Regions from separate parts of the Homo sapiens genome. Here region 1 is linked to region 2. The links are chromatin contacts, found by Hi-C or POLR2A ChIA-PET in ENCODE. All regions are on one chromosome and are shown on one strand. The core of a region is the stretch at or near the end of the contact, and the rest is flanking DNA. Distances in the headings are between cores, read along the strand shown.

Evidence for each region. Hi-C counts contacts between places; a loop is a spot of excess contacts on that map. ChIA-PET counts read pairs that join two places held with the same protein, here RNA polymerase II (POLR2A). Pooled maps may share reads with other maps.
Region 1: a map of mammary epithelial cell shows a loop between it and region 2 (4-fold over the local background). The contact joins two enhancer-like sites. A Hi-C loop is called at or near these places in 3 of 168 maps with a recorded cell type or tissue (astrocyte of the cerebellum, mammary epithelial cell and posterior vena cava) and 11 of 50 pooled maps. POLR2A ChIA-PET finds 5 or more read pairs at or near these places in 3 of 52 experiments (OCI-LY7, WTC11 and activated CD4-positive, alpha-beta T cell).

What each region holds. Positions count from the first base shown.
Region 1 is chr1:9,323,047-9,327,407 of GRCh38, forward strand. All of the region lies in intron 1 of SPSB1 (splA/ryanodine receptor domain and SOCS box containing 1), which reads left to right. Among named protein-coding and RNA genes, the nearest start is that of SPSB1, 32 kb to the left of the region's middle. RefSeq lists a silencer at 1-158. Within about 2 kb of position 1,570, at least 2 of the 41 ENCODE cell types and tissues checked have a DNase peak (open chromatin) inside an H3K27ac peak, as active enhancers do.
Region 2 is chr1:9,265,653-9,270,316 of GRCh38, forward strand. H6PD (hexose-6-phosphate dehydrogenase/glucose 1-dehydrogenase) reads left to right here. Exons shown (of 5, transcript NM_004285.4): 5 at 1-4,664. Among named protein-coding and RNA genes, the nearest start is that of SPSB1, 25 kb to the right of the region's middle. Within about 2 kb of position 1,604, at least 4 of the 41 ENCODE cell types and tissues checked have a DNase peak (open chromatin) inside an H3K27ac peak, as active enhancers do.

The sequences.
Region 1 (4,361 bases), core at 320-2,819, 57 kb after region 2:
TTGATGCTGGTGGTGGACGGGCCAGGCGGCCGCCCCTCCCCAGCTCCGGCCTTCGAGGACTTTGCGGCCTCTGCAGCCACCTGCCGGACATTCCTTCCTGCTGCCATGTTGGAGGGGGGTATCCATGGGGCCTCTGTCCCGGCACTCAGCCTTTTCGCTCTCACGAAGTGCCCTGGCTGGGCTGGCGGCTTTGAGCGTCTGGATGAAACATTCTAGTTCCCGCCGAGCCGAGGGGGGCTGTGGCTCCACTGGGCCCCTCTCTGGCCCCAGCCCCTTGGCGGGGCGCTCAGCAGTGGATGTGCCCTCCATGGAGTCACTGGGGACTTTCCATGTCTCCCCCTGGCTGGCTGTGGAGCCTCCCTCGCGGCCCGTTGGCAGAGATCTCAGGGGATGTCAGAGGGTGCTCAGCCTGGCACTGGGTACCAAGGCTGACCTTGAAGGTCAGAAGTCAGTGGTGGACTGTGCTGCCCTCATGGGGGTCTGGAGCCCTGTCCACAAGCAGGGGCTTCATTGGAGCTCAATGTTTAGCCTTCGTGGAATCCAGATGTAAACAAAGCGGAGAAGGGAGAATGGCAGACGCGCCTCCCTGCATGGAGATGGTCTTGCACACATGGCTGCCCGCGCGTCTCCAGGCACCGAGAGCCCATGTTGGGCAGATTCTGGGGATTCAGCCTTTGGAGGTCCTCAAGGTGGCTGGTCCTACAGGCCTCAGTGAGACAGTGCTATGTCATTTTGCTGCTAGTTTCCAGGGTCATGAGGAATACATTTCTTCTGCTGTTGCCCACGGACGGCAGGGGCTGTGCCATGTGGGACCTTGGAACCCGAGCCTTCTCCCATCCCTTCCTCTTATATCTGCCCTCTCTGTGGCCCATGGGAAATTCAGGGGGTCTTTTCCTGCAGGAAGGAGAGCCAGGGTGCAGACCCGGAGGAGGTGGGCCACTTGCAAGTGACTACCCACAGCTGTCCTTGATGGCCCAAACTCGGGCCGCAGAACCCCTCCTCAGGCCAGCCTGGTTGCTCTGAGCCTGGTTGCTCTGTCATGGCCCCACCTTTTTTCCTAGGTTTTTCAGTCCATATCTTTTTTTGTGTGCCAAAGTGGGGAACCATATTTCTGGTAGATAATCACTGGTTTTTCTCATCCGGCAAGTGGACACCTCTGACGCAGCTGGAATGGGCCTAGGTGGGAGGGACTTTGTCTTTACTACCACGTGGAGCCGGCACATAGTGGGACTCACAGCTCTTCATGGCATCGATGAATCGTGTCCCGATTAGCTGTTGGTGGTGTGCCATCTGCGGCTCTGCTCTGGTGAGTTCTGCTGCGATCCTGTGGCTCAGCACGTGGTAGGTCCTCAGTGAGGCTGTGATGAGCGTGGGGGCGTCTGGTGCCTGGGTGCACATCCCTGGCTGTCCTCCATGGTGTCTCTCTGTGCCCAGCCTCTGGAGGGTCGGCTCGGAGGGCTGTGGGCCCGGGACTCGGTGTGTCCGATGAGGAAACCAGCTTGGGTGGGGAGGGGGAGTCAAGACAAAAGCCTGGTTGTGCCCTGGGAGAAAACCCAAACCTGGGTTTCCCTGAGGCTGAAACTGCCAGTGGCCAGCCTGTCTTGTTCCTATAAAGGGCACTTTGTGTGTGGCTCCTGGCAGGAGGCAGCGGCCAGCCAGCATCTCCCGGAGCCCAGAATCTCTCTGGGAATGAGCACAGCCACCTCCGAGCCACAGCTCACTCTGACAAAAACGCTTGTGGCCCTGGACTTCTTAGAGCCAACACTGGGCCAGACAGTCGTGTTTGCGACAAGTCTGTTCGCCTGGCCGTGGAGCCAGCACGGTCTTGTCGGATCCAGACCAGACAAATGCTTTCTTGGAAAAGCGAGTGGGGTGGGGGAGCAGGGACACCCGGCCTGGCGGGCTGGTGGATCGGAGGCGCCTGTGAGCGGGTCAGTACTGGGTAGGCAGCCCCATTGGGAGCCACAGCCACTCACTGGCTGCTGCCTCCTGAATGGGCAGCCGGTGTGGATGCAGTGGCTGCACTCGCTGGAAGCTGGGACTCCAGAGCTCAGCACGTGGAGTTGGATGAAGCTTCCTGTGCTCTCACTGTAGACTGGGCTTCCCCCAGCCGGGGCGCTGGGCATCCAAGAAGACCTGTACTCCGCCCTCCGGCCTGAGCCAATGCCTCCCACCACCACCCCCCCCCCCCGCCCCGCCTCCACCGGTGCAGATGGAGAGCTGTCCCCACTCCTTGGGTCCTCACCAGCCCTGCACACTAGGGACAGTCTGGGCTGTGTGGGATTGAGCTCTTGCCACCTTTGGGGAGTGAGTTCTCAATGAATGAGGGGCCTGGAAGGCAGACCTGGGGCAGGAGAGCTTTGGATCCAGTGGGGAAGGTTCCATAGCAGGTCTGGGACAGAGAGATGGATGCCTGCCCACCTCTTCAGGAAGGTGGTGTGGGCGACCCTAGGCCCTGCTTCTATGGGAGCGGCATTTCTGCAGAGCATGGTGGTGTGAGCAGGTGGCACCGTGGAACAGACAGTCACTCAGCAGGCATGTATTGAGCACTTACTCTGTGCCAGGCACTGTGCCAGCCCCTGAGGCACAGTGTGAACAAGACTGAGTTCCAGCCCCTGTGTTCTCACAGGGGACGGGTCTTAAGCAGATAACCAAGTGAACGTCATTGTGAAGTTCCATGGGGAAGCTCAGAGCATGGCACGGGGGCAAAGGACGTTTGCCATTTGGGCAGGATGGCTGAGAAAGGCCTCAGTGACGTGGTGACCTCAGAGCAGAGCACTGAGGGAAGTCGGGGAACAGCCACCTGGGGCCTCAGGCCCGGTGTGCCCAGAGCCAGGCAGAGGACTTGGGAAGTACAGAGATCCTGAGGCAGGAGCTTGGCAGGTACCAGGAACAGCCAGAAGACCAGTGGGGCAGGCAGGAGAGAATGGGGGAAGGAGGTGACAGAGTGTCCTGGGTCCTGGCCAGGAGGAGTGTGGGCTCCATGAGGTCAGAGTGACCTGTCCCACTCCACCCCTGCATGTCCCTTAGTTCATCTGTCCCCAGGAGGGTGGCTGGGCTGCCGACACGTGGGGAGGTCGGGTGGAATGTTCTTGGTGGGGCTGAATTTAGTCTTCCCTGCCTTTCATTGGTTGAGGTTTTGGTGCTCATGAGAAGACTTCTTCAATAACAAAGAACCAGCCCCTGGGACCCTTTCCAATCTGCGTTTATTCCCAGCACCACCCCAAGGGCTGGGCAGGTTGCTTTTCTGATCCTCAGTCTCCCTGCGCACTGGAGGTGGAGACACCCAGGGGCCACTCAGACTGGGCCCCGTGGAAGCTCTTGGAGTCTCTGAAGGGGCCACAGAAAAGTCAGTGGGTGGTGTCGGAGGAGTCACCTCACACTGCCTGGGCACAGTGGCCAAAGGCATGACCAGAGGGAACAGGGAGGCAGGAGGTTCACCTCGAGACCACCAGAGTCACTGTCTGCATGTGGCTGAATGTTCTCCCTGGTGGACTGGTGGGGGAGGGCTTGGTTTGCTCTGAGTGGGACATGGGGTGTGAGTCTGAGAGCCCCAAGAAGCTGGGGGACCAGAGGCCTTGCTGAGGCTCCTGTGCCCCGTCCCAGAAAGAAGCCACTGAGGCTAAGCCACCCTTGGTCAGCTGCTTCCAGAGAAAAACAGCAGCCTGATCATCAGCCGTCTTCCCTCCCACTGGCGGAGCAGAAATGGTAAGCCCGCTGCTTCTGAGGGGCCTTCCTCATTCCTGCAGTTTAGTCTGTGTTGGTTTAATCGGAAAGGCTTATTGCCTCTGAGTCAAAACACAAAAATCCCCGTGGATGCAGCAGGGTGTTTGCTGCCAAGGGAGCAGCTGGCGCCTTTTTTAGGTGGAGGCGGGGACCCTAACCCCTTCTTTCCTGCTTGCTGCCCTTTTCCAGACTTCCAGATTGGAGAGGCACCTGGATCCCGAGAACCCCAGCCTCCTTGCACCTGGGGGTCTTGGCTTAGGGGCAGGTGCTCAGGGCAGGGCACTGGGATGGTTCCTCATTCTTAGATGCATCTGCCGTCGTTTCGTGGGGAAGAGACTAGCACAACCCCCAGTGCCCACTTGCAGCGCTTCCGGGGGTCCCAGGATGGCCCTCTAAGCCCACGGCCTCCACAGTGGCCACTCATACGATGATCCCCCTGAGTATGGGCAGAAATTGGTAGCTATTTTTATCTCATCCAGTTTCATTTCTATTTTTGGGATGTGTGTTTCATAATGTATGTAATCTATCGATACAGAAGCATGTGAGTAGCACGTATGCATGGATATGTATGTCTTTGGCAGATACATGCTTAAAAGTCGATCGCCAGGCAAGCGCATAACTAAAACAGGATAGTA
Region 2 (4,664 bases), core at 354-2,853:
TTTTTAATTAAAAAAAATATTTGCAGAGATGAGCTCTTGCTATGTTGCCCAGGCTGGTCTCAAACTCCTGGGCTCAAGCGATCCTCCCATCTCAGCCTCCCAGAGTGCTGGGATTACAGGTGTGAGCTACTGCGCCCAGCCCCAGAAATCTCAGTGCTGTTTGGAGCTCCATTTCTCATTTGATGACTTGCTCTGCGTGGGGAGGTGGGGTCTCATTCCCCCAACTTCCTCAGGGAGGACCCCTGCCCTCCGCTGCTCCTCTGTCCTGCTAGCCTTCCTCCAGGAAGCACACTGGGTGCAGATAATCAGGACATTCCAGAGATCCCCAATTTAAGAGGGTCATTTCCATCTCAGGGGACTCCCGGATGGGTGTTTCCGCTCTCAATAGCCCCTCTTGTTTTACCAGGAAAGATCCAGTTAAATCACCCACTGAGGTGACAGCTCATTAGCGGGGAGAGAGATGGAGCATCGAGTGACACTGGGCCATCCAGGCGGCTCTGCTCCCACCAGACAGGAGCTAGGCCTCACTGGCAGGGGGGCTGCCCACAGCCTTTTCAGGGGCTCGCTTGGCGGGTGACGGGGCCGCAGCCAGGCCTTCTCTCCCTGCCCCTTGGTGACCCCGTGGCTTCCTGTCTGCTGGCCTCTCCTGCTACTTATCACTTCACCACGAACTCTCTGCCTGAGACTGGGGAAGTAAGCGGGTATCTTCTCAGTGAGCATAGGTTGGGGACTGTGATCTTGAGAAGCCATGGGCCAGCAATACCTGCTTTTCTGAAGCCCCCAAGGAGGGCTCTGACATTCTTTTTAAAAACACCACAAAGCAAAATTCCCAGGACATGTGTAGTTTTGTTTGTTCAGTATCCCACAACTTAAGGCTGGGAGATGGAACTCTTGGTTAAGGTCGATTTTTCTGTCTGGCTTCTCCGCACCTTCCACTTGCTCTCTGGATCAGGCAGATATAAACTTTCTAGCGCATTTTGAGAGAGGGCTTTCTTGGGTGAGGGAGCATGGCAAAGTCGGTTTCTCTCTGGACTGTTTACACTTCAAGGCGGTGGATTTAGAGGAATCCTGGCTTTCATTTTCAATGCCAGTCTGAGACATGTTCCCAAGCCGGGGCTCTTGTTCACACCACTTACTCTGGCCACCAACAACAACCCAGGCCAGACAGAGCATCTCTTTTTTTTTTTTTTGAGACAGAGTCTCTGTCGCCCAGGCTGGAGCCCAGTGGCGAGATCTTGGCTCACTACAACCTCCACCTCCCGGGTTCAGGCAATTCTCGTGCCTAAGCCTCCCGAGTAGCTGCGACTACAGGCGCCGGCCAGCATGCCTGTCTAATTTTTGTATTTTAGTAGAGACAGGGTTTCACCATGTTGCCCAGGCTGGTCTCGAACTCCTGAGCTCAGGCAGTCTACCCACCTCAGCCTCCCAAAGTGCTGGGATTACAGGCGTGAGCCACCGCGCCCAGCCAGAACATCTGTTTTTACACCCAGAGAGCGCCCCTCGTTAGGACAGAACCACGGTGCCCAGAGCCAGGAAGCCGCCCTCCTGGCGCCCAGCATCTGAGCTTCTACACGTGATGGGCGGGCTCAGGAGAGGACAGGGAGTCGTGGTGGAAGTTCCACAGCTGGCCGCGTGGGGGGGCCCTTGCACCGCACTGCCGCCTCCTGACTGCCCCTATCCCCGCAGCCCCTGTGCCGGATTTCATTTCCCTCCTCTCTCCCAGGGTACCTGGCCCCAGCACTCTCCCATCTGTTCTTCAGGAACCGACTCCTCTCCAGTTGCAACACCAGGGAGAAAGGGGCCTCCACATGCCCAAGTACCCCTGCAGGATGAAGGGCAGGCCGGCCCTTGATGTGCCATTTCTGAATAATAGTCACTGCCGCCGAGTCTAGGATGTCCTGTTCTAACTCAGCCCTGCCTCGGATGCACCACCGATCTGTGCAGAGTGGGTGTGGGAGTGTGGGTGAGGGTCGAAATGCCAAAGGTCTACTTTCCAGAATCAAGTGCCTTCTGCAAATCATGTTGGAAAAGTCCAAACCTGGAGATGTCCCTGTGCCTCCGCCCCTACCCACCCCTTTTCCTTCAGCTGTGTTAGGAAGGAGAAGTTTTCAGAACCCTCTAGGCTGGTGGCTTTCAAACTTCAGACCATGATCTGCAGCAAGAAACGTGCCTTCCATCATAAATCAGTCCATTTGTTTACAACTGTGTTCCAAGCAGGTTTCATAAAGAAATTCTTAACCTTAGAACCTCGGATATCCTCTATGTTTTAGTTTTCATTTTTTTAAAATGCTTCTTAAAATTCACTAAATTGGGCTAGGTGTGGCTCATGCCTGTAATCCCAGCACTATGGGAGGCTGAGGTGAGAGGATCACTTGAGCCCAGAAGGTTGAAACCAGCCTGGGCAACATAGTGAGACCCCATCTCTACAAAAAGTTTTAAAACCAGGTATGGTGGTGCCCTCCTGTGGTCCCAGCTACTCGGGAGTCTGAGGTGGGAGGATCACCTGAGCCCAGGAGACTGAGGCTGCAGTAAGGTGTGATTGCACTATTGCTCTCTAGCCTGGAAAACAGAGTGAGACCCTATCTCAAAAAAAAAAAAAAAAAAAAAGGAAAGAGTGATGACAACAGCCCAGGGAGCAGCCCCGCTCAGAACCCAAGTCCCAAGTTCCAGCACTGTGTTCCCAGGCAGGCTGTTTGCCTCTTCCTGGTCTGGAAGCCCTTGGGTCCTATGGTGGCGGCAGCTCCCACAGTCCAGGTTCCCTGGTGGGGACCAATGATTCCATCCGCATGGAAGCCCACGTGTGCACTTAGGGGCCCATAAATGGCAGAAGGGCCCCTCCTTTGGGAGACCTTGTCAGTCAGCATCTCTAGGGCAACCGTGATTGCCATTTGTAGAGGGGAAGGAATCAAGGGACTTTAAGCTAGATCAAAATCTGGGGACAAATTCTCCTGCTAACTGCAAGTTAAAATAGGCCCTTCTTACTGAATTTCCCTGTTTGTTTCTCTGCAGACAATGCTTTAGCCCTACTCTTGGGCCCCCAAGTTAGCAGAGTAATCAAAGCTTCCTACCGTTTGGCCTACTATTCCAGACTAGTCCCTCGAGGGGTTCCCTTCCAAAATATGCAGGGCTCAGGCTCCCAATTCCGGGCCTGTCTGCTTTGCTTGTGTTTCTCCTGTCCCTGTTCTCCCGGAGGGCCCAGGTGGAACTCACGACAGGGAGGGAGACGCTTCCCAAAAACCTGCAGGGCTATTTCCCAGAATTTGGTTTTCAAGTACAAAACTTTTTGTCCTGTAAGATATATGCAGCCTCACAGAAGCAGCCTCTGCCTCCACTTTACCAGCTACGTTTTTATCTTAAGCACATGGGGCTCCCTTAGAACTTACTCCACTGATTTAAAAAAAAAAAACTGCCTGGCAGCATCTCAGTGTCAGAGTGAGCACGGCACAGGAAAGGCCCGTGGTGACGAGGGTGAGGTGGCCACAGTGACCGGACGACAAATGAGACTCTGCAAATGAGACTCCAGAGGGTGAAGATCTGCGGTCTCCAGACATCATAGGCCATGTGACCCACTAGGGGCCGCTTACCCCTGGCCGTCCGCTGGCTGAACTGAACGCATTCCCTCTCTCCGCAACTCTCCCGTGAGGCTGCACCCGTGTGGGTAGCACTGGAAGCGGCACTGTTTGCATTGTACATAGGAAGGAAGGAAGTTCTTCCAGCCTCACCAGCACCTGGCAGCGAGTCAGAGCCTGTGAGGGCATCCGAAGCAGTGATGCAGTGTCAACCTCCCAGCTGGTGCCACTCTGCCCTCGGGGGCTCCAAGCATTGTAACTCAGTCATGGGAGCTGCCTCTTTGGAAGTGCAGATTTATTCCTGTAATAATCCTGCCTGCTTTTACCTCTCGTCCACTGACCAGCAAGTGTGAGTCCCGGTGTCAGTCGGCACAGTCCAGTGTCCATCTGCATTTGCTCATGCAGAGGGGGTGAGTTGGGCACTCCCTGTTGTTGGTTTTCCTTTTGCAGCACACTGGGCAGTCTCCCTATAAAACAAAAACCCCACCTTCTGTGCCTTCTGCTTTAGAGCAGAGCTCCCCCTCCCATTTCCTCAGTCTTCCCTGCAAAATCTGTCCACCGGGGAAGGCAGCAGGAACCCTGGGCAGCGGGTGTTCTGGGAAGGCTAGTGACAGCAGATGTCATCCAGGAACAGCCACACACGGTTCTCCAGGCCGCCGTCAGCAGCTCAAGGTGGGGTATGAGTGAGAAGCTGAGGATCTCGCAGCTTGTTGCTGAGCAAGGTGCAACCGGGCTCATGCTGTCATCAGCACAAGACGGGATGGCAAGGGCTTTCAGACGCATTTCCAAGAGTCCAGCAAGCCAGGGGGAAGATGATCCCTTTGCCGAAGTGTACCCTCTAGCCAACTTTTGGGAGCGCTTCTGTTTGCAAAGCGCTGGGGATGTGCCTGTCTCTGTGTGACCCACGAACGGGAAGGGAGAGCACTGGAGTAATGACACTTCTGCTGCTGCTTTGATTCTCAAGGCTGATCTTTAAAACCCTCGCCTTGCTGACAGGTGCTTTAAAGGCAGTCTGCATCTTTTCTTCCCTTGGTGTGGGAGAGGTAAACACTTTGATTTGCTGAAAGCTGTATGGAGTATATTTGAACAGCTAGT